Regions from separate parts of the Homo sapiens genome. Here region 1 is linked to region 2. A link is a contact called in ENCODE Hi-C or POLR2A ChIA-PET data. All regions are on one chromosome and are shown on one strand. Each heading gives the region's core, a stretch centred on a gene start or an enhancer-like site at or near the end of the contact. The rest is flanking DNA. Distances are from core to core; before and after follow the strand shown.

Evidence for each region. A loop is a pair of places that touch in the nucleus more often than their neighbours do. ChIA-PET counts read pairs that join two places held with the same protein, here RNA polymerase II (POLR2A). Pooled maps may share reads with other maps.
Region 1: a loop to region 2 is called in a map of naive thymus-derived CD4-positive, alpha-beta T cell, with 2.4 times the contacts of the local background. The contact joins the enhancer-like site here to the promoter of PIK3CB in region 2. A Hi-C loop is called at or near these places in 28 of 168 maps with a recorded cell type or tissue (A673, CD14-positive monocyte, CD4-positive, alpha-beta T cell and 20 more) and 21 of 50 pooled maps. POLR2A ChIA-PET finds 5 or more read pairs at or near these places in 10 of 52 experiments (GM10248, GM12878, HEK293 and 7 more).

Annotation. Positions count from the first base shown.
Region 1 is chr3:138,763,455-138,767,167 of GRCh38, forward strand. The region is part of intron 2 of PIK3CB (phosphatidylinositol-4,5-bisphosphate 3-kinase catalytic subunit beta); the gene reads right to left. Among named protein-coding and RNA genes, the nearest start is that of PIK3CB, 70 kb to the right of the region's middle. Within about 2 kb of position 1,482, at least 2 of the 41 ENCODE cell types and tissues checked have a DNase peak (open chromatin) inside an H3K27ac peak, as active enhancers do; they include mammary epithelial cell, where a contact is called at or near this core.
Region 2 is chr3:138,833,606-138,837,072 of GRCh38, forward strand. It overlaps PIK3CB (phosphatidylinositol-4,5-bisphosphate 3-kinase catalytic subunit beta), which reads right to left and starts at 1,323. Exons shown (of 24, transcript NM_006219.3): 1 at 1,090-1,323. RefSeq lists a silencer at 820-1,559.

The DNA of each region.
Region 1 (3,713 bases), core at 232-2,731, 70 kb before region 2:
ATTGAGGTGGGTTTATGAAACATCAGCCCTCTGTCACAGAATTAGAAACATAATAAACCTGTACACGTCCCTAGTTTCTTCAACACAGATTTTTGTCAAGAATCTCAGAACTGAAACCAAATCACCCAATTAATACAATACTAATAAAAGAGCATGAAACTAGAAAAATAAAACTCTGGGATCTCACCCTTACCAGACAGCTGGAAATGGTAAGGCATCTGAGACATAATGCCCAGAGCAGCAATCTTTTCAAAGAGACTGACTGCATCTCACCAGCACTCCCATCCTATAGCATCAACTGCCAAGATATAAAATTCTAAATTTCTAAGCCATTAGAGAAAATGCATTAAGGTAGATACAAAAATTTCTTGATGAAGGCCAGGCGCGCTGGCTCATGCCTGCAATCCCAGCACTTTGGGAGGCCAAGGCGGGCAGATCATGGGGTCAGAAGTTCAAGACCAGCCTGACCAACATGGTGAAAACCCGTCTCTGTTAAAAATGCAAACATTAGCTGGGCATGGAGGCACGCCCCTGTAATCCCAGCTACTTGGGAGGCTGGGGCAGGAGAATCGCTTGAACTCGGGAGGCGGAGGTTGCAGTGAGCCGAGATCGCACCACTGCACTCCAGCCTGGGCGACAGGGCAAGACTCCATCTCCAAAAAAAAAAAAAAAAAATTCTTGATGAAATGATTATATCTAAAATGAATTACAAGGCTAAGAGTGGTGGCTCATGTCTATAATCCCAGCACTTTGGGAGGCCAAGGCAGGAGGACTGCTTGAGCCCAGGAGCCCAAGACCAGCCTGGGCTACATAGTGAGACCTCATCTATCAAGAAAAAAAAAAAAAATTAGCCAAGAGTTGTGGCATGCACCTGTGGTCCTAGCTACTAGGGAGGCTAAGGCAGGAGGATCACTTGAGCCCAGGAGGCTGAGGCTGCAGTGTGCTGTTAATTGCACCACTGCTCTCCAGCCTGGGCAAGAGTGAGACTATGTCTCAAAAAGTAAAATAAAAAATAAAATGAATTATGAGACAGGGCATGGCAGCTCACACCTATAATCCTAGCACTTTGGGAGGCCAAGGTGGAAGAACTACTTGAGGTCAGGAGTTCGAGACCAGCACAGGCAACAAAGCAAGACTAATTTAAAAATTGAATTATGAGAATGAATTCATGATTGGGCCCCTACTTTCCTTCCTCTCTAAATGTGTCATTCAACACACAGGATCCTTAGTCCAGTCATGCTGAATCACAGGTACTTGCCAGCATATCTCACATTCTCTCCTGCCTCCTACTTTAAACAGATTATTCCCTCTTCCTAAGATGTCTTCAGCTCCATATTGCCTGACCAAATTTTATTATTCTAGATTCCTGGAAACCTTCCCTGATACTCCTCGGTGTGTCTCAAGCACCCAGGACATACCTGTGACAACACTGGAGCACACTGTATTAAAGCTCACTGTGTACTCATCTCTCCCTAGTCTCATATTATTTCTAGCTCTTTAGCTCCTGGCACATATTAGCCTCTCAATAAATAATCACTTATGGTTAAATGAAGAAATGAGTAACAAATCCCACAGAATTTGTAAGAAGGAGGCCGGGCACAGTGGCTCCCGCCTATAATCCCACTAGCACTTTGGGAGGTGAATCACTTGAGGTCAGGAGTTCGAGACCAGCCTGGCCAACATGGCGAAACCCTGTCTCTACTAAAAATACAAAAATTAGCTGGGCGTGATGGCTGCCTGTAATCCCAGCTACTCAGGAGCCTGAGGCAGGAGAATTGCTTGAAACTGAGAGACGGAAGTTGCAGTAAGCCAAGATGATGCCACTGCACTCCGGCCTGGATGACAGAGCAAGACTCCATTTCCAAAAAAAAAGAATCTGCTAGTAGGACAATTATATTGGATATTAAAAATTTGATTTAAATCATGCTTGACAGGAAAACTTGAACCTTGCAATCTTCAATATAGTCTTTCAGCACTTACTCTAAGAAATATCACAAACAGCCTCCGCAAGTGATACCTTTATATGAAATCAAAATATTTTACCAATACATAGATAAAATGCCATATATATCTACATATCCTACAACTCTTTAAATTAAGAAAACTAGCCAGGTATAGTGGCTCATGCCTATAATCCCAGCACTTTGGGAGGCTGAGGTGGGGGGATCACTTGAGCACATGAGTTCAAGACCATCCTGGACAACATGGCAAAACCCCCTCTCTTCAAAAAAAAAAAAAAAAAATTAGCTGTGCATGGGACTACATGGCACACACCTGTAGTCCCATCTACCTGGAAGGCTAAGATGGGAGAATCACCTGAGCCCAGGAGGTTGAGGCTGCTATGAGCTGTGATCATGCCACTGCACTCCAGCCTGGGCAACAGAGTGAGACGGAAGGAAGAGTGAGACGAAGTGGGGCGAAAGAAAAAAAGTTGAAATTACTTAACTCAGACATTCAAGTCTATTTGCATGTGGTTTTACAAAATCTCAACCTACATTTCAGGTAGCCCATGTATCTTTCCTTAAAAGAATAAAGTAAAAAATATTAACAAACATATAAAATTCTTTTGCATAGATCAGGCTTTGCCTAATGCTGCCATGTCTCAAATACATAAACTCCTGTCATGTGAAGAAGAGCATAAAATGGATCTCACCTATAACTTAAAGATGGCACCCTCACTGTGTTGCAATCCCAGTAATGTTATAGGTGTTTCTGAAAATGATGTATTTTTTTAACTAATGTTTGACTATAAAACTGCTATTTTCAGGATAAGGCATCCTCTCCTAAATTTAAATAGGCTGAAGAACTCCCTTGATGTCAAAGGGATAACCATTATTTATTTCTCAAGCTCCAACAGACTGAAAATTGTTTCTAGTATAAAGAAAATAAAAAACTCATTTCAGAATAATTCACTAAGTTTTTATGTTTTATGTACTTTTCTATATCTGTGCTATATTTCACATTTTAAATGTCTTAAAATTTTTTTAATGGCAAAATACACTGCAAAGGCTAAGTATCTTTCTTGTGCCATCTTTAGGTGCATCATAAAGAAAAATTTTATCCTTTACTTTAACAGTTGCCCATGCTTAAAAATAGAAAAATCCTTCCTCACTTACAAAGAAAAATTTTATCCTTTAACAGTTGCCCATGCTTAAAAATAGAAAAATCCTTCCTCACTTACAAAGAAACATCACACCAATCTCCAAAATCAATTCCCCTATCTACAATTTCAAGGACAAAACCCTCACATTCAAAGTATCAATTGATTCAGAAATATTCTAATGATTCAGCAACATACTGAAGATGCCTGTAAAGCAGAATTATTGTGTTTAAAGACCTAGAAATGTTTTTCCCAACTAGGAGTAAATCATCAGAGGGAATACTGCAAGGTTAAATATATCTACCTTGATATTGTCATTAGCAATTTACTAATAACTGAGTTAGACTGGCTGTCAAACTTTGTAAACACTCTAAGGAGATATATAGTATTAAGCTAAATATTCTCCAGAAGAATGATTTTCAATTTTGTCATATTCAGTATTCCCCTTTTTTTTTTGAGACAAAAAAAAAGTATCCGGGCATGGTGGCACATGCCTGCAATCCTAGCTACTTGGGGGGCTGAGGCAGGAGAATCGATTGAACCTGGGAGGCAGAAGTTGCAGTGAGCCAAGATCGTGCCACTGCACTCCAACCTGGGTGACAGAGACTCTGTA
Region 2 (3,467 bases), core at 73-2,572:
GTACTCATTTAATTATCATGACTTCACCAGACAGTCACACTGCCCACAATGATGTTTACAAAAGCACTTGTCACTCCCTTTGGATGTAGCAATGCAGAAAAAAGAGTCTGTTTCCATACTCTTCGTGTGTTTATAACTCTGTAACAAGTGGCAGAGTTCAAGTGTCACTTGAGATGAAACAGCAAAGCACTTCAAGTTTACGTCCCACCATCTTTCATCCTAAGCGAATCCCGAATTTGCTCGGTTTCATTTCAGCAGTAATTCCCACTCAGTACCTGAGACAGGGTTCCAATTCAGCCCTGCGGGAAGAGACTGCAGGATTCTAGTAAGGGACTATAGGATTCTATTTTGGCCACTGCGAGGTTAACAGGCTCCAATATTAAGCAACTCCAGTATCGGTTACTGCAACACCAGAGCAGATCGGAAATAAATGTGCCCCCAAACGCACGCCAGCAGCCAGGAATTAGCAATAGCTAACACGAGATGCTGCAGCAGGGGTATCATTTACTTAGCACTTGTTCAGTTATGCCTAACCTCACAACAACCTTATGGTGTATGTATTATTATTTCCATTTAACACATCAGGATATTTTGGCCCAAGGCCCCAGGACTGGTCAGCAGCGGCGTTGGGATTCGAAAACATGTCCATAACCTAATAACCCTGGGTCCACGCCTCTGAAATACACTTCTGCGCAAAAAGGCACCTGAGGGTCGGGAAGTTCCGGAGGTGTCCGCATAGACGCGGGGCGCGAGTACGCCGTCTCTCCACAGAAACGCCCCTCAGGAACGGGACCCAAAGCGACAGTGACCCGGGACGCCCGGCAGCGTCTCTGCCGCCCAGGGGCCGGGGGGCGCCACTCACCTTGGAGAGCCCAGGGCGGGCCGCAACCAAGCCAGACGCCCCCACCGGCCGGTAGGCGGTTATCCTCCAAGCTGGCAGGAAGCGCGGTGCAACCACAAGAGTCGCCAGCGCCGCAGGTAGCGGCAAGCTAGAACGCACCGCCAGCACGCCCGGGGGCACCGCAGCCGGCGCCGCGACCCAGCCGCCCCTCAGCCGCGCCGCATCCGGGTCCCGGCCGCCGCACTCACCTGCCTGGCGTTCCGCCGCCGCCGCCTGCTACTATTCCAAGTGCGCAGTCAGCAGCCCAGGCCGCCGCAACCGCTCCACTCCGGCGCCCCCATCCCTGCCTCTCTCGATCACCTCCCGCCTGCCCCGCGCAGCACTACACTCGCCCCCTCCCCACTGCCATGGCCCGCTCCGCCGCAGCGCCGCACAGGCCGACAGAGCACGCGCGCGCCGCCGCCGAACCCGCGCCCGTGTGCGCGCGCGCCAGCCTCTCAGGCCTGCATCCCAGCAGCCCCCGCCCCGCCCTGCGCCGCCCTCGGGCCAATCCCGGGCCCCGCGGTGGCGGCGGCGGCGGCGGCGGCAGTTGGGCTGGCAGGGTGTGGGGAGAGGCCTCACTGCCGATTCCTCTACCGTTGCCAGCCCGGCTGCGACGCTGCTGCACGGCCTTTCCTAACTCTCTTTGCGACTCCCAGAGGACTGCGGAATAGGGAATCCCCGGCAAGTCGCCTTCAGGAGAGACCCATCACCCGCTGCGGCCTCCATAACCTCCTCCCGAGAGATTCCGCTCTTCCTAGGTTCCTTGCTGGCCTTTTCTTCCCAGCCCTTCTCCCTGTTCTGCGACATGGACTGACTCCTAAATTCTTGGACGCAGCACTTATTTTTTTCCCGATACCCGTCTCCGTCTTTCACTCCCTTTGTGAGGATAGGGCGCTAGCTCGGCTGCCTCACAGCTGGCCCTTCAGTCCCTACACTGTGAATGGTTGTTTCTAGGGAAAAGTCCAGGCTTTCAAGCCCAAGATTCTTGTTCTTTGTTCAATTTTGCAGTAACAACACCTAACATTTGTCTGCAGAGCCTTAAACTTTACCCCTTTTTGCCTACCTTGTTTCCTGTTACCTTTGACCCCAACCGCGAAAAATCACAGTCCTCTTTCTAGTGGGACACTTAAATTTTACTTACTGAAAACCAACATTTTAACTCACTCCAAAGCTAGTATATTCTAACGTAATGCTCCTATATTACCCTGGACAAATAGTTGAGTAGTCAGGGATAAAATCTAGAAGTACAACATAATAAAAAGCAAACGTGACAAATCAATTAAGTGACAAACCAATAGTTTATTTGAGAAATGATCCTAGTTTTTTTATTTTTTATTTATTTACTTATTTTGAATGAGAGTTTCGCTACTGTTGCCCAGGCTGGAGTGCAATGGCGCGATCTTGGCTCACCGCAACTCTGCGTCCCCCGGTCAAGCGATTCTCCTGCCTCAGCCTTCCTGAGGATTACAGGCATGCGCCACCACGCCTGGCTAATTTTGTATTTTTAGTAGAGACGGGGTTTCTCCACGTTGGTCAGGCTGGTCTCGAACTCCCGACCTCAGGTGATCAGCCCGCCTCGGCCTCCCAAAGGGCTGGGATTACAGACATGAGCCACCGTGCCCGGCCAATGATCCTGGTTTTAATTGACTTTCGATTTAAAGCAAGAACATTGAAAAATAAATTCCAGAAGAGGCTGTAATACCAACACTTTGGGAGGCCGAGGTGGGCAGATCACTTGAGCCCAGGAGTTCACACCTAGCCTGGGCAATATGGCGAGACTGACAAAAATGACGTGAGTGTGGTGATGTGCATCTGTTGTCCCAGCTACTTGGGAGACTGAGGTGGGAGGATAATATGAACCCAGGAAGTCGAGGGAAGTCGAGGCTGGTGTGAGTCGAGATAGCACGGTAGCACCACTGCACTCCAGCCCGGGAAATAGAGCAAGACCCTGTCTAGGAAAAAAAAAAAAAATCCAGAAGAATTAAAAAATATAAAAATTTACAAAACAGAAACTTAAGAGGAAAAAAAAATTTTTTTTTGAGACAGTCTCATTCTGTTGCCCAGGCTGGAGTGCAGTGGCACCATCTCAGCTCATGGCAACCTCCACCTCCCAGGTTCAAGCAGTTCTCTTGCCTCAACCTCCAGAGTAGCTGGGATTACAGGCACCCGCCACCACACACGCCTAATTTTTTTTTTCTTTTTTTGAGACGGAGTCTTGCTCTGTCGTCAGGCTGTAGTACAGTGGCACAATCTCGGCTCACTGCAACCTCCGCCTCCTGAATTCAAGGGATTCCCCTGCCTCAGCCTCCCAAGTAGCTGGGACTGCAGGCGCGCACCACCATGCCCGGCTAATTTTTTGTTTTTTAGTAGAGACGGGATTTCCCTGTGTTGGCCGGGATGGTCTCCATCTCTTGACTTCGTGATCTGCCCGCCTCAGCCTCCCAAAAGTGATGTGATTACTGGCCAATGAGGCAGAAATTTTAAGCAAGACAGGAAGCCCAGAACCATTATAGAAAAAAGAAAAATATTTGCCTACATAAATATTTTGAAGGTTTTGCATGACCTCACAGTGATAAGTTTTGAA